Regions from separate parts of the Homo sapiens genome. Here region 1 is linked to region 2. A link is a loop called in an ENCODE intact Hi-C map of the cell type or tissue named here. Cell type or tissue: HepG2. All regions are shown on one strand. Links, peaks and the distances in the headings refer to the core of each region. The heading gives the core; the rest is flanking DNA. Region 1 overlaps ERBB4 (erb-b2 receptor tyrosine kinase 4). Region 2 overlaps ERBB4 (erb-b2 receptor tyrosine kinase 4).

Region 1 (8,480 bases), core at 2,448-6,447, 92 kb before region 2:
TTTACACTTATTTAGTGTATGCAATATTTTCTGATGACTGAAATACAGTTTTGTTGTAGTGATTTTGATAAAAGTGAAATACATCAATTCAGATTTTTCTTAATCTACATATTGTTGTCATTCTTTATACCAATTTTATTTTATGTTAGGGAGTTAGAAGAATTATTTTGAAGCTGTTTTTGAAATTACATTTTCTTCATTGCAAAATGTTGCTATAAAAATCAGATTTAATTTTAAAAATGCTCTAGAGGAAGTGTGTACTACAGTTTACTTGGTAAACCATTATTTCCTTAAGATAAAAATATTTATGCTTTTTTTTTCTTAATTTTGTTTTCAATTCTCCTTCAAGGGTGAAATAAACCTGAAATTTTAAACCATTAAAGAAAGACAGCTGGGGGAAGAAGCCATTACGTTAAAGGTGTTGAGGTCAGGGATGATCATTTATTTTTCTGCAGGATGCCCAGCACCTAGCATGGTCCCTTGAACATAATAAGTGCTCAATAAATATTTTTTAAACAAATAAATGAATAAATGTTATACTTTTAACAATAAATTTTTTCATACTTATTTTATTCTTACAGGATAAAATGGAAATGTATTACCTATTGCTTTGTAACTAAGATTTTAAAAAGTAACACTTTAAAAACTCATTTTTCTATCCAATAAAGTAAAAAAAATAGTTTGCATCTGAGGTTTAGAATTTTCTTTCTTTACTTTAGTAAGAGTAAGTTTTATTCAAAATCTCTCTCTCTTCCATCTTTGGTGATGGAAAGCAGCAGGAGCTGAGTACACAGCAAAACTTTTTTTTTTAAGGTGAAGGAATTTAGAGTGTCAAAATAAAATATTCAGTTTCTCATTCAGTTTTTTACTTGCCACATTTTGCATGCTCAACAGCCATGTGGCTAGTGGCTACCATATTGGACAATGCAGAGAGAATATTTTCATCATTGCAGAAAGTTCTACTGGCTAACTCAGGGCTAGAGGCTGCTACTGACACTGAGAAAACGATAAGATTAGGAGGGTGATGCATATTCATACATGAGATCACCTAATGAGAGAATGGAAAGAAGCATAATAGGTGATTGAATGATTGAAGCCTTACATCCTGGGAGGCACCTAGGTGTTAAAAATAACCCCTTGAAGGTGATCAGGTTGTTGGAAAGGTGGGAGAAAAATGAGAAAATAGCATCATGTAAACAAAAGTCTCTACTGTTTCTTGAATGGAAAAAGGTAATGAAGTCCTCAATTCAAATACAGCAGCAAGGTCCATTAAGTTATGACTTAGCCCCCAAAGGTGGGAAGATGGAGAATTTCTCACGACCTATTTGATTTGGATCAAATTCGTCATGCTAAATGAATATTACATCTTAATATCATAATAATATTGACACTTTGCATTCTGTTTTATAATGTGTGTCACACATTGTTTTCCCTAAAATGAAGTGAGGTGGCGGTCATTTCTCCTGAGTTTTATTAAAAGAAGAAGAATAAAAAAAAAACCTAAAGGAACTGTAGAATCAAGCTGGTTTTCACAAAAATTGAGTCCAACTGCTTCACTTTGTTGATGTGGAAACAGACCTAGAGTGAAAGTGATTTAACTACCTATACAGTTGATGTGCTCTCCACAATACTTGATTACATTGGTCCTATTTGCTGCTCTTACTCCTAGCACTGGAGGAAATATAAATTTAATAGATTGTGATTATGTCTACTAGAAGTGAAAATTTTGATTAATGAAGAGTTCTCATAATAGACTTATGGGAATCATTAAGCTATTTTAGAACAGATAAAATATTATTTATTGCAGAAATAATTTTCATTTTTCCACAGGAGCTCACAAATCAAAAGTTTTCATATTATTATAGAGATTCTAACAAAGTCTGTGGTTTATGCATAAATACTCTCCTCTGAAATATATCAAGTGCAGAGGTGGGAAAACCCACAGATAATAGCTAGCTTTTAAAATTGGCATTTTCATGCTAAGCATTCATTGAGTCTTTCAATATGACAGCATGTTTTGGGTTGTGTGAAAGAGAAATTGTCTTAAATTAGTCTGTCTTCTCAGTGGAAAAGAAGACAAATTGCCAACTTCCTAGTGCGTCACCACAGTAAGTTATAGAAGTTAAGGAATATAGCCAGGCATGGTGGCTCATGCCTGTAATTCCAACACTTTGGGAGGCCGAGGCGGGTAGACCATGAGGTCAGGAGTTTGAGACCAGCCTGGCCAACATAGTGAAACCCCATCTCTACTAAAAATACAAAAATTAGCTGGGCATGGTGGTGCATGCCTGTAGTCCCAGCTACTGGGGAGGCTGAGGCAGGAGAATCGCTTGAACCTGGGAGGTGAAGGTTGCAGTGAGCTGAGATCGCACCACTGCATTCCAGCTTGGGCAATAGAGTGAGACTTTGTCTAAAAAAAAAAAAAAAGTTAAGGAATATAGTATTGTTTCTGTTTATATATGGAAGATTTGCAATTCATGCACCCAGTGATTCTGGAAAGAAAAGAGAAAATACTTTTTCTAGTACTCTTTGTCAAAGATGTCTGACAGGTTGATAAAACTACGTTTAAATATGTTAAACATGATTAAAATCTGTAGTCCTACATTCTCATTTCATGATTTCTTTTAGCAATGTGTAACTAACATTTCTATGGTAACTAGGTAAAATGATTTTAAAATTTTAAAATAACAACAATAACAAAAGACCCTGGTGTAATAATCATATGGAAACATTAAAAAGCATACCTCGTTTGCTATACAAAGAGGTGACAAGTTGCTTAACACAAATCTCACAAAAACAAAAGAAATTAACCTAATATCAAATTTTGGTAGATATCAATGCAATATATTTAAATAAGAACCCTATTTAAACAAAAAACAAAACACTGAACCTAACAAGTGCAATGTTGATCATGTGTTATTTGTTTTGGAAATTCTCTTACTTGTTCTATCAATGAGTACAATTGCTAGATATAGCTTGGGTGCATTCTTGAATATCTCCATTTTTGAAGGCAGAAGGAGTTTGTATCACTTCTGTCTGCCTTTGAGCATCTCTTTTTGTCCCATGGACCTTAAATGGGAAATCAATGTAGGTCTTTCTTTACAAAGTAGACTTGCAAGGGTTAGAGTCTATATGCGGAGGGGGTAAGGGGAAGATATAAGAAGCAACACCTATAGAGTTATATGCTTGATACTTGATTATCATCATATAACATTTTTATAGTCAGAAAATCCTCATAACAATCCTGTGGGTATGTAGATATAATCCCTGTTTTCTAGTTGAAAAGAAGTATTTGACTAGTCGAGTGATTTGCCCCAAGTTATACAACTTTAAAATGTCAGAGCAAGAGTTTGAACATGTTTTATCTCATTGTAGGGTCTATTTGTTCCAGTAAGATAAATTAACAAATGTTAACAGAGAACTAAATTTTTCTATTAGAAATTATACAGTTTTGAGAACTATATTAGTAATGCTACCTTTTACATTTCCTTGAATGGAAATAATTGTAGTATGTCTTAAAATATTTATGTTTTAAAAACAAATTTTAACTTTTTATCTCTTATTTTAATATTTCTAGTATGTAGATAAGCACTGTGGAGAGGAATTAATTGGTCAAATGAATTTTAAACTTAGAGTCAGTTTTTTCTATTCTTATACAGAGTAAGCAAATTGTAAGATGCAGTTTTAAATGCTGATTCTAAGCTCTATTTTTATACATATTGTTTGTGTATATATGTTAAAATTATTTTTAAATATGTAGGTCTGAGTGCATTAAAATGATAACAGATTCTATTCTCTCCAATTAAATACTAATTTTCCTACTCATGTCATCCCACGCATTCCTATAAAAATGTCCTGAGCTACCATTAAATTTCACTGACTTATATATTGGCCAGGAAAGCTAAATTTGTTTTTGGTTTCTAGGTCATATTCCCTTGCACATTTGAGTGTGTGTAGTAGTTTAAAACATTTGTAATTTGTAAACTGACCAAAATTGTAGACACAAATGTTTTCATATACAAAGGTGTCAAAAAACTGTTAAATGTTATTTTTACTTATTTTAAAATGTTAAGTTTAAAAGAATTATAGTTTAATCTTTTCAGAAGACTGACATTGTCACAAGGCTTTAAGTTTCTCTGGGGGTTGGAAAGTGTATGTGTTAATAAAATATGCAAGGTCATTAGGCTGGCATGATTTAAAGAACCTTGGTAAGTTATTCCCTCCCTTCATCCTCCCCCTTCATTCCACACATAACTTTCTGCTCTACTCATGACATTTTTCCCACCCATCCATTTATTTTCTACAACAAAAAGAATGATAGTAACTGCCTCTGATAAATATCTGGAAAAAAAAAAAAAAAAACCTGCACACTCACAAGCCATGCAATGTAGGAAAGAGGTGCCTGAGACAATCCTTCTGTTGTTCTATTGTGCTACATGCTTTCTCTGGTGATGCAACCTTCATTTCAACCCAGTTGCCCCTCACATGTAAATCTAACTGGCTTTGTAGATATGAATAGCTGCGCCCTGTAGCAACTAGACAGAAATGAAAGGAATGTATGCTTAAGTCTGCAGTATAGTATTTTACTACATGGTTGATGTTCGGCTATACTTAAATGTTGGAAAATATCGGAACATTACTTCAGATACTAGAGTTAATAATATTTGAAGTGGTGAAGTTTTAAAAATATATGTTTTCTAGTTTTGCTATAATTTATTTGTGTAGCACTGTTAGGTTATTAAAAAACACTATTAAAGATAAACTAGGTGTGTGTCAATTTTAATACTAAGTTAAAATTTAATAACTAATGAAAATAGAGCTACTCTTTTAATCCACAGCAACTTACTGATGACTATATAATTTGATTTTTATTGCATCAAAACATATGAGGACAGGTGGTCATAGCTGATTATAAAGAGGCCCTTACATAGGTCAAAGACATGATTGTATCAATTTGGTCAGTTCTATTTGAGGATATTTTCAATCGGTAAATTCTATCTAATATCAAATGGTCTTAACAAGTAGTTTATGATTTTTCCAACATTATGATACATGGCTATAAATTCTTCTCATACTTTCATTTTGTATACACAGTGCAAATATGAACTTTTCTTTGAAATACTCTCCAGCTTCACAGAAAATTTCTGGTTTATTCATATACCAAGTCTTTGTCATAATCCTCAACAATTCTATAGATACATTTATTTTCACGGCCTTCTCCCCAACTGGACTGAGATAAAAAGTCTGCCTCCTTCTCGGATTCTTCTTAAAATATTCTTCATTCTCTACTTTCTACTTCATAATAGGGAGCCTAGTATATAGTCATCACCTTTACAAAAAAATAAAAAAATTAGCCAGGACTACACGGATGTGACACTACACCTGGCTAATTTTTTATTTTATTTTTTCGTAAAGGTAGGATCTTGCTGTGTTGCCCAGGCTGGTCTCAAACTCCTAGGCTCAAGAGGTCCTCCTGCCTTGGCCTCCCAAAGTGCTGTGATTATGGGCATGAGCCACCATGCCTGGCCTTGTTTTTTTTTTTTTTTTTTTCTCGGCTGAAATCTTCCTGCATTAAATCTGTAATGGAGTCATTATCGACAAAATTCTTATTAGGCAGTAGGTCATTCAGAAGATAGAGTCAGTATATAGTAATATGCTTTTACTGGTTTGAAGACTGTGTAGGTTTCTTATTGCTGCTTTAACAAATTACTAAGAACATAGTGGCTCAAACAACACACATGTTGTTATCTGGAAGTCAGAAGTCCAAAATGGGTTTCATTAGACTAAAATCAAGGAGTCAGCAGAACTGTATTTTTTGAGCCTCTAGGAAAGAATCAGTTTCTTCTTTTTCAGCTTCTGGTGCCTATCTATCTGTGTTCCTTGGCTTATGGCCTCCAGTCAGCAATCTCATCACTCCAGTATGCTTCTGTCCTCACATCTCCTCTTAACTCTGAACTTTCTTTTTCTTTCCCAAAAAAGGACCCAGAAAAGGATTATACTGGGCTCACTTAGATAATCCAGGACAATTTCCCATCTCAGGCACCCTACATTTATTGTATCTGTAAAATCCCTATTGCCATGTAAGTTAATATAGTCACATATTACAAGGATTGAGGTGTGCCCATTTTGGAGAGCCATTATTCTGCCTATCACAAGGACATTGATATAGTCATACTTTTTCTCCCCATTCTGTTGCTATTTAGGTTATTATTGCCATTGTTCTTCTTCTGTTGTGTTTGAAATAAAATTCTGGTTTAGTGGTTCTTAGGATCATGAGGCACACCAGCATGTCAACATCACCTCTGAAGTGCATAGCAAGTAATTTGTAACCAGACTTTTTAAATGATTCATTCCTTTTTAAACACGTTAGTGTATAGGCAAGGTCATTCCCATAACTTATGCTCTTTCTGCTAATGCCTTGAATGGGAGAAAAAGGAATGGATATTACAATAAGCTTACAAAAATTACATATATCTCAAACCTACAATAAGTGTCTATTTTGGCTGTATTAATATTATAGCTATATCAGTAGCTATAATTATAAATTATAATTTAAAAATTTGTGATAGTAGGGGGTGTTTATCCAAGCCTGGTACCTGTCCAAGAATATTTTATACCTATGAATGTCATTTTTCATGCTGCTCATGGATCAGTGAACAGAATTTGATACTTTTTGCCCTTGTGGGTCAAAAATTAATGCAATGTGAATAGCTAATATAGTCTACAAAGAAGCTTAGGTAAATACAAATAATGACAATAAAAGCAATAATAAAAATTGTGAAATGTAGTCAAACCAGATTGGAAAAAATATGGTAGCAATTGTAATTTAGAGTAATATTTATCATTATCATCTTATTGGGGAAAGCTATACGTAATTAAATACAGCCTGCAATCTTTTAACAGAAATGCACATTTGATTTAATTAGCTTTTTCTTTCAATAAAATTTACTTGCTATTATATAAATTGCTTTTTAAAATCACAAATTACCAAAAGCAGCTAGTGTCTAGTAAATTTTGTACCTCTTCCTACCAATAAAATTTCAGAAGTCTGCTGATACTTATCGTTGGCAATAAAATAATTCTGCTGATGTATTTTAGTTGATTAATGTGCATTTGATTTTATAACAAACTGGAAATACATTTCTAAGATACAGTAAACTGATGGCTAAATCCATTTCAAAGTAATACATAGTGGTGATGTTTTGTGCTATTCCATGATAAAGAAGAAATAAGCACTAGTAAAAGAAATCTGGATATTTTAATGAGTTAGGAAAGAATGATAGAAGCCACACTTCTATTAAAAGAAACAAGCAACAAAACACACACACATACAATCTGTGCTTAGACTGAATAGAAATATGAAGAGATAAATGACCTCATATGCATTCAGTGGAAAGAAAAGTTTGAGGCAATGAAGCTAAACATAAAAGAGGAAAAGCAAATGTAACCTCAGTGACCACAAGCTACAAAGTCCAAATAGAAAACCTGGGAGTATGAGAGGATGAAACTAAAACCTCCAGCAAAGAGCTTAACAGCAATTAAAATAAAGACAAATTTCTGGGATGGATAAACAAAGTAGCATATATTACAAAGGAAAATATACTAGTATCATGTAAGTTTTTTTTAGTAACTGCTTTCAAATAATTGAATCATAAACAATGATTTCTGCGGTTTTAAGCTCATTATTTTGGTTCCCTGGTTTCTCCTAGGATGCAGTATAGAATCTCCATGCCTGATGTTTATGTACCAACAGAAGCTGCTGCTTCTTTCTTTCATTATTTCCTTTTTAAGTGAAAGTTAATACCTTTTATATGTTACAGAGAAGAGGCAGAAAAAGCCACACTCCCACTATGCTATAAATGCACTGAGGATCAACTGAGGGATGATTATACACATGGCTGAATACAGTTTATTCATTTGTTCTTTGGATTTGTAGATAACAAATGGTGGTATTCTGTAACATCTTGTGCGATTAGCAAATGTAAGGCCGAAATGAATCTTTCAAACAGTGTATAAACAGTTTGATTTTCAAAATTATATAGACATTTCATTCTGATGTACGCAATTCATGTGTGTATCTCTTCCAGTCTTCTTCCTTTGAAATCACCTCTGTTGGGTACACAAAACAGTAGGGACAAAGATTTAGATTTGACACATGCATTAAAATCATTACTGTTTGTTTGTGTGCAAGTATACCTTAAAAGAGTGCCTGTACCCTGACATGTCATGATAATATTATCTTAGAGATTACAGTTAAAGAAACCATATTAAGTACCTTCTCATTATGGAATATTTTGAAAAAGTCAGTTGTGAATACCGCTGAAATCACTGGATTTGAGTCTGAAACAGGACAGGTTAACATGACATTCTATGTGATACTGAATTCTACTTCATGACAAGTAATAGTGTGATTTGATTCAATTCCATATAATGACAATTTTTGAAGAGCTTTTTTTGTGAAAGGTCTCAGCTAAGCATAT
Region 2 (8,480 bases), core at 2,376-6,375:
ACTAGAACTACTTAAGAAAGGAAAGTTGCAGCCCAGAATTGAGATATGAAATATTCTATATTTGAAGTAAATTTTAAACATTCTTCAGTTAACTAACCAGTTTACCAGAGATGTGTAGAATTGTGTCATTCCACAGTGTACACTAGATGTGTTTCACAGTTCTTATTATATTCAACATATTGGCATCTGGAAGCACAATTTCTCTGATCCTTGATCCTCTTTCCATTAGCTGTTTGGTATCTATGAGTCATAAGTTCAAATCTATAGTGGAATTCATGGACAATAATAAATTGGTAGTTCTTAAAAGTTTTGTAAATGTATATATAATCATGTATAGAGGCTGGTTTAGTTGTCACACTACCAATTGTGAAGTAGTGTAAATCCGTTTGTAAATCCAATTAATTTTCCAGTGTAAATCCATATTTAAAATGAATTATCTAACAAAAATTTATGTAACTCATTTCCAAATATATAAGTATTTTTTTTTTAATGAAAGCAACAAACAGGTGCCTTAGGTGTATTTGCTGTCAAATGTAAATTATTTTCATTTGTCTTTTTCATAGATATCTGGCTGCAGTTTATTCTTATCTAAGTGTCTAAGTTGGACGTGAAGTTCAGATTAAATGTGAATATTACATTTTGAAATATTAAGAATTCAGTGTAATGATGATTATAATAGCATGTTCTTTAATTTTTAAGCATCCATGTATTTTTTCAATGAATAAATCTATCTAGGTATTATCTGTAGCTATGATTCTGTTGTCAGTGATAACGAGGTAAAATAAATATCAGTTAAAAGCCTACTTATTTTCATGTTCTATCTTTTAGTTATACAAAAGTGATCATTTCCTTAATAATATCTTAACAAGATATGATGAAAAGAAATTGATTTTATATTGTATATTTTGCAAATACAAGTCTGCATGGGCTACTTAGTCTGATCACACAATTACAACCATAGGATACCTTTAAAAGCTATACTATCCAAAAACATTTAAATTTAAAAATTTAAATGTAATATTACATCATGTAAATAGGAATCTGATACTTAAGTCTGATATTATAGTGGGATATATACCAAACTGCTAAATTTAATCTCTGCTGTTATTTAAATTAATGTATATTGTATACAATCAGTAAATATATTTTTTCGTGTTTCAAATTTATGTTTTTATAGGCAGTAAAATGCCCATATTTTTATCTTCATGGCACAAATTTTAAAAATTAGGCTGTAAGTAATATTTGACAACTGCCTATCACCTTTAAATTTCAATTGTTTTATAATTAAAACTTAATAGCTCTTTTAAAAAGTATATTTTTTTATGAAAGAAGTATTTAGGTATACAATTGTATATGTGTTTTAAATTATGTTTTTGCTACTCTGAGACCAAAATTACTAAATTTTATTCAATATTTCTATTGTATTATTTATTTTTTATAAAGATAGTGCTGGCATTGGCTGTGTTGGCATTGGTAAAATGAAGTTTTATATTCTGAAATATGGCAATTTATAAACCATTTTTTAATTGAAGAACTGAGAAATAGCATTCTTTGGATCTCATAACCCATCAGCATCTAAGCACATTTGGCATGAATGTCAGGAAGAAAACAAGTCACACTAGATAGCTTACATGACATTTTTCTTTTTACCAATTAGAGAGTACGTTAATTTTTAAAGAGCTATATTAAATTCTTAGGACATCAAAATGGGCTTGCAGTTGCTAAGAAAATATAATGTGTGAGTATATGTTTAAAAGCTAAAACAGGTGGTAGATAACCTAAAAGCATGTATTGTAAGCCCTATTTGTGTTTTCTTTAAAATTAGCCGCTAATTTGGCCATTCCTTTTTAAATTTATTTCTCCATTCCATTGAGTTACAAAGTCTTTATTTTAGTATACCGATGGAAGTATCTGGCTACAGATTTGAAAGTCATACTTTTACCAGATCTGCCAGTACAGAAAATAAAAAATGATAGCCACTGAATTTAAAACATTATAATAACAAAGTAGAAAATCTTTATAGATTAAAACTAAATATTTATTATAACTCTTTGAAAGTTTCAATTATACAATTTGTCTCATTTTTATAACCTAACCTCAGTAAAAAAAACTTTCTATGTGAAACTTTTAAAATGTTATGTATATACAAAATTATATGCTTTAAATGGATATAACCTATTTTACATATTCATCAAATTTTGTTATTATATTGTCTATTAAAATGTCATATGAGTTAGAAACCTTGTTACCCTGTTCTACTTTTAAAACGCAGAGTGAAACTCACACTTCTGCTGTTTTTCATATTAATCAAATGCTAATGTGACAACCACATGCCAGACATTGTCGAATAGAAGTTATTATTTTATTGTAGATGAATCAGTTGAGGATTGTGGAGGTTAAATAATTTGCCTAAGGCCGTATAGATAACATTCACCAAAAATGGATTTCAAAATGACAGTAGTTCAGCTACAAGCCCCTTGCCCTAACTATTGTTCTACTTTGTTAAGGAAAAGCTTTCTTCTAACCATGCACTCTCACACATTGTGAATTTTGTCTTCTACTATAGAAAGTCTGGCACATATGTCTGAGTAGTAAGAGTGCCAGTAAAAGAATTAATCTGCCATAACATTACTTTTACAGAGTAAAATGCTTTGGAAGGTCAAAATTGCAGTTATGATGTTATTTACTTTACAGACAGCCTATATGCAAAACCTTCCCTCTTTGATATACTAACTCCAGAAAGAGCCACTCTGTCTTGGTGTCAGCTTTCAAAGATGTCACTGCTTCATCAGTATGAAATATTTACCTAGGCTATTTGACTGGTGGTGTCTAGACAAAGAAAGCATGGAGGCACATATGGTTTGATTCAAATAATGTAGAGTCTTCCTGAAAGCCTCAGATCAGAATAATTAAGGAAGGCTTTATCAATTACATTGTATGAACCAAATGGAAATGTTATTACACAAAATTTCCCTTATCCTGAAACTTTAATTAAAGTATGGGTTCAAATTCTTTATGGACCTTGGGGATAGACTTGGGATAATACTGAGACTACACATTTGTAAAACATAGAATAAAAAAAAACTTTTGGTCACTTTTGTTTGGATGTTGAACTCACTTGTTTAGAATCCATGTTGAGTTGGCTGTAAACTAAAAATTTAAACTAAAAATTTCCTCTGAGAAAAATCTGTTAAGAAGATGGGACTGTATCATATCTGACAGAAGCAAAATCTGGGCTTATTAATACCTGATTGAGACATCTCTGTTTCATCCTGATTAACTCACAAATAGTTAAGTAAGTCTCAGTCTAAATCACTGAATTTTTCATCAAGGAAAAAAAGTGAAGAATTTAGATGATTTTAGACACACTGAAAGAGTAGCATGAGTTAGTAATCTTATGTAGATTTTAAAGATTTTTCAGTATGGTCACTGAAAGTCACCATGCTTTCTGTGGTAGAAAGGGTCATTTTATTTTCCTTAAAATCTTGGTAAATATCCATACATAATCATTAATAAAAATCAGCAGTTGCTACTAAGTTTGGTCATTTAGCAGCATTTACTGAGAGCCCATGATATGCCAAACATTAGATTAGGCATTATTCTAATAAAAAAGTTGCTACAAGAGTCCCGAGGAAAAAAGAAATTACTTCCAGTTACATAAGGGAAGCAACAGAGATTGTTTTGAATTCAGATATGAGACTTGGAGCTTCCAGGAAAGGTAAACCTGTAGAGATGGGGCTAGCAAATAGACATCCAATCAGAAGAAATAGTGCTAATTAAGGCAAGGATGTGGGAAAGGGCAAGGAGTATTTGATGCTGAAAACTTTTCTTTGGCTTGCACACAGTGACAGAAGGGCTGAGAGAGAGTGGAAGTTAACTCTGGACTCATGCTAGGAAGGCTTTGGAAACCTCTAAGATTCTCTGATAATGGGACTATGAGAAGTCTATTAGATGTAAAGAATAGTAGGTCATTGTGGATGCCTTCATTTTGAAGTGATAGAAAGGTTCTTTGTTAGGGACAGTGAGGTGTCAGTTTTCCACAAATAGATCCCTTTACAAACACAGTGCTGATATAGAAGAATAACATTGTTTTACTTCTAGTGTTGTGATAAAATAAGGTTATGTGATATTCTCTGATTCTGATCAATGTTTTTAGATACAAAGATGCAAATTTCTCTTTAGACAAAAGTTACACGTTTGACTTCAGTGGAAAGCTTTTTTCCCAGTGGGCACATTTAAAAAATAAAAAGCAATAATGACTTATTCTTTCTTGAAAAAAAAAATGTAAAGTAGAACATTCTTTGTTTCTGTGGTAAATGTGCGAATGTAATTATTATCTTTTATTTTCTGGTTTAGCATTTGTTTTCTTACCTTTAAGAAAACACAGACAATCTTCACAATAGAATATTGGGTTCTGTTTCCTTTGATGTAGTAATGCATATACAATATTGCACTAATGATTAACTGGTGTGCCCCTGAGGTTTCCCAGACAAAACTGCCTTTCAGCAGATTCCTTATCTGCTATCAGGGGAGTGTTTACAGCAGCTAGAACTCTTAAGCGCCTTGTCTCTGAGACTGATGGGGATAATTAAGCCAGTGTTTGCCAGCCCTCTGCTCTTCTTGGTGAGGTTGGAAACTAGGAAAAAACAGATACATTAGCCCAAAACAAAACCTGCAAATTCATGTTCAGCAATTTGAAATAGATTTTATTGGTTGATTTTCTTCTAAACCTTCCACTTTATTTCTGATAGAAACCTATCTGAACCTTCAGGCAGAATAGAAAACTGCCTTCTCAATACAGATCATCAAATTTTCTATCAAAGCGATATAGATTGATGGAGATATATATGGATATATATATGTATATATATACAAGTTTTTAAAATATGTAAATATTTCTGACTTTTATATATCACATTTAGAACAAGTTTAGATATATACAATAGTATTTAATAAGATATTGCACAGTATTCTGAGTCAAGACATTTTAAAGGGGGCTTGCTGTTGAAGATTTCATGATTTTTAAGAACAATATCTGTTGTGAAATTATGTGGCAAAATATGATGTTGCATTGGTTTATTTTCCCTCATCCTCTGCATTTCTAGAAGAAGAGTTCTCATAATCAGTTTTAAATGAATTGTGCAGAGATGTAGCTGAAATAGAATAATTTATACCAGTTACTCATGCAGTAAATTAGGATAATATACTTTTCTAAACTTAATATATATTCAGTGAATGTATTCATCTTTTTTCATATATTGTATATATCTTTTGACATACAAGGTTTCATAATGAAGGTTAGATTTTGAATCCAATATTTAAGGCTGGTGAGTTATTGCTAAGAAATTATTAAAGCATGAGAATTTCTATACCTCTTTTCTTTAATTCACTCTGAATGAATTGGTGAAAATGACAACATTTAGCCTTTGTGATGTTAGATAGTTAAGTATTCGTTATTCTATCATTTTTCATGTTACTTAAATCATTGATTCATAATTTAAACAGGGTAAATATATACACCAAAATTTCCAGGAATGGAAAACATATATAACCTCATTAATCAAGAAATTTTAATTGAAAACTCCAATTATAAATTAGCTAAGATGTCATTTAAGATGATTTAATCAAGGAATAAGAATTTACTCCCATATGAACATTTATAATCTTCAGCTATTTGAATGGCACACTTTTTGTACAAATTATTTGTCTACTGTACAAGTGTACCTTCCTTGTCTGTGTTTTATTAGGTAAACATAATACTGTTTTTTTTTTAAAAAAAGTGCTAAGAACTGAGTGTGTTATTTGGTACAAAATGCTGCTTGCTGTTTACCAAATGTAAAATTGTAGGAAAAGACATGATCTTAAAATATTTAAGCATATGAAGTTGTTAAAAATATTAATCTGATATTATCAGCACAGGTCACGTAAGTATTTTATGAATTCTCCTTCAGGAAAGATTTAAATAGTTCTTTTTAAAAAAATGTATTCATGTATGAGAAAATTGGTATCCGTTCTTTTAGAAATGAGGTTATAAATAATAGTTTGAATATTTTCCCTGTCAAGCAAATTTGTCTCAGAAACCTGAAGACATCTATGGGAAGTCATTTAGAAATGCTCTGAAAAGCAAAATTTGGCCTAGAAAATGTACTTTGACAAATAGGAGAGCAATGAATACACGATGTTCAAAAGTAATCTAAAGATGATTCTGGGTGAGGCCAGTGGAAATCAAATGAATCCGACACCATGAAATCCATTATTGTTTGACCATTATCTAAACCTCCCTGCTCAGAAAGGATACTTTGTCCCCCCACACCACACTGTGTTTACCTACTATATTCTTGCAGTGTAATGTAGTAACCAAGTGACCGTGGGGCTGAACAATTTCAAGTCTCCCACACAGTGGAGGGCAGCACACTATGTCTTTGATAGAAAGCTACGTTTCTGCACTCTACAGTGTTAAAACAGATCGAAGGAGGTTAGTCAAAGGAAAATGTTGGTTGTGTTGATGAGACCATTTTCAGTGTCTGGGCTTCTCTGTGGGCAAACGTACATTTTCATAAAATGAATATGGGAAAAAGAAAGGTGACATGTTTTTAAATATTGAGCTTGATAAAACAAGCTTATTTTTATTGTATATTTCTGCTGAATTACCTTTTGCCTATTTACCATAATTTACCTATAATAATTTAATATATTTAAATAACTTTGTACACCGCTTATACTTCGAATCTATTTTTAAAGTCGTATTCTCACAGCATTCATGCTTCACAGATGGACAGATGGATCCACTTGAGCACTTTTCTTTGATAAATTGGACTAATTTATCTTAATAATATGAGGACACCATCTAAAGGAACTTTATAATTTATCATAATAAGGAGGTAACCATACAATATTTAAAAGAAAATGAATCCTTTTTTTATTTTAAAGCTCATTGTTCTGAATGAAATACTACAGACCTGTATTGTAAACAAAAAGAAAATGGGGAAAAAAGCAAAAGCTGAGAGACATATGATATCCAGGAATAGCAAATTTGCTCACATAATTTTTGAAGGATAAGACACTTATGTATAAGACACTATTATGTATCTTATGATTTTATTTACATATGTTAAAATTCAAATGATCATGTTTAAAATAATTTTTTCTTAGGCCACAAAAATCCTTTAAAATGATAATGAGAGGAAAATATACTTATGTTTGATTGATATGATCTAGAGTTTAATAATGCATTTTAGTCAGTATGGTGTTTCTATGTATAAGTTTCTAAGGTAGCAAAACCAAGAAATTTATTTTTACTTTATTTCACATAAAAATAGCATCATAGGTGATGTTCAAGCAATTTGACTGAATATGAGCATTCATACTATTAGGATAAAAGTTGGAAAGATCGATTTATCAAGGAATGTTTTTTTTTTACATGGGTTCATCTGTCCATCTGTGACTCAGTAGTGATTATGATTTAAAAATAGAGGGCATGTATAGACAGTTGCAAAAGGAGGATGCTTAAATGTATTGACTTATTTTTAGATAAGCAGGTAAAATAACAAAAAAAACCTACTTTAGGAGACAAGTGTTATGTGATAAATTATGAAGATCATGCTTTGTGAAATGTATTTTTGATACTTACTTTTAAAAGTAATTTGCCATTGGGAGGAGGAGGAGTAGCTGAGAAAAACAAATTATGCCATTAGTAGAGCCATCAGATTTATTTTTTACAAGGCTTTATTCTCTATAAACTAAAGTGAACAAATACAGAATTTAGGGTGGGACATCTGAGACAGACCCATTGGCTCTGCCTGTGGCTGATGGAAGTGTGTACAACTTGATTAATGAGGTCTTGCTGCTCCTGTGAAAACATATTTGTAATTTCTGTAGTTGTGTGAGGATCAGTACAGCAACATGGTTGACTGCCCCCTCCAAAGTACTGGCTGAAGCAGTCTACAAAAAGCAGTTTGGAACAGCGAGTAATATTTAAAGGTGGGTTTGTTAATAGAATCAGCATTTTACAGAAAAGATCAATTGCTTTTATGTTCAGACTTGAATATATAATAATTGTAAGGATAAACAATAACTGTTTTATACCCTCTGGGAGTTTATTTGAAATGCATTACTATATATAAAGAGGAATTAATTTAATTTTGTTTAGTGCTTTTTTCCTTAGCGTCAGTGGGACTGAGCTGCACATTTCAAATTTACCCTTACAAATGACATGACTAACTTCCTTAGCAAAGGTTGGAAGTGAGGTGGGAACAGATAGGTGATGCCATAGGTTGGAATATATTAGATGATTTTATATATATACACATATATATACACACTCACACATACACACATATATACATACATGCATATACATATATACATAAATACACACATGCATATATATCTATCACAGTTAATATAACATATACCCTTTAAAGGATACGTTTTAGTTACAACCTATAATAAACTCCATACTGACAAGATGACTACCTGTT

The links. Peaks named below come from ENCODE experiments on the same cell type or tissue, not always from the same donor. Only the 100,000 strongest peaks of a DNase experiment are listed, where the experiment ranks them.
Region 1: a loop joins it to region 2, with 7 times the contacts of the local background. A loop is called at or near these places in 1 of 110 quality-filtered maps.

What each region holds. Positions count from the first base shown.
Region 1 is chr2:212,447,892-212,456,371 of GRCh38, reverse strand. The region is part of intron 1 of ERBB4 (erb-b2 receptor tyrosine kinase 4); the gene reads left to right. Among named protein-coding and RNA genes, the nearest start is that of MIR548F2, 26 kb to the right of the region's middle. In HepG2, for the core only: no CTCF peak of the experiment used is centred there; a DNase peak (open chromatin) is centred at 4,401.
Region 2 is chr2:212,355,659-212,364,138 of GRCh38, reverse strand. The region is part of intron 1 of ERBB4 (erb-b2 receptor tyrosine kinase 4); the gene reads left to right. Among named protein-coding and RNA genes, the nearest start is that of MIR548F2, 66 kb to the left of the region's middle. In HepG2, for the core only: no CTCF peak of the experiment used is centred there; DNase peaks (open chromatin) are centred at 2,778, 3,908, 4,508 and 6,328; H3K4me3 peaks cover 703 bases.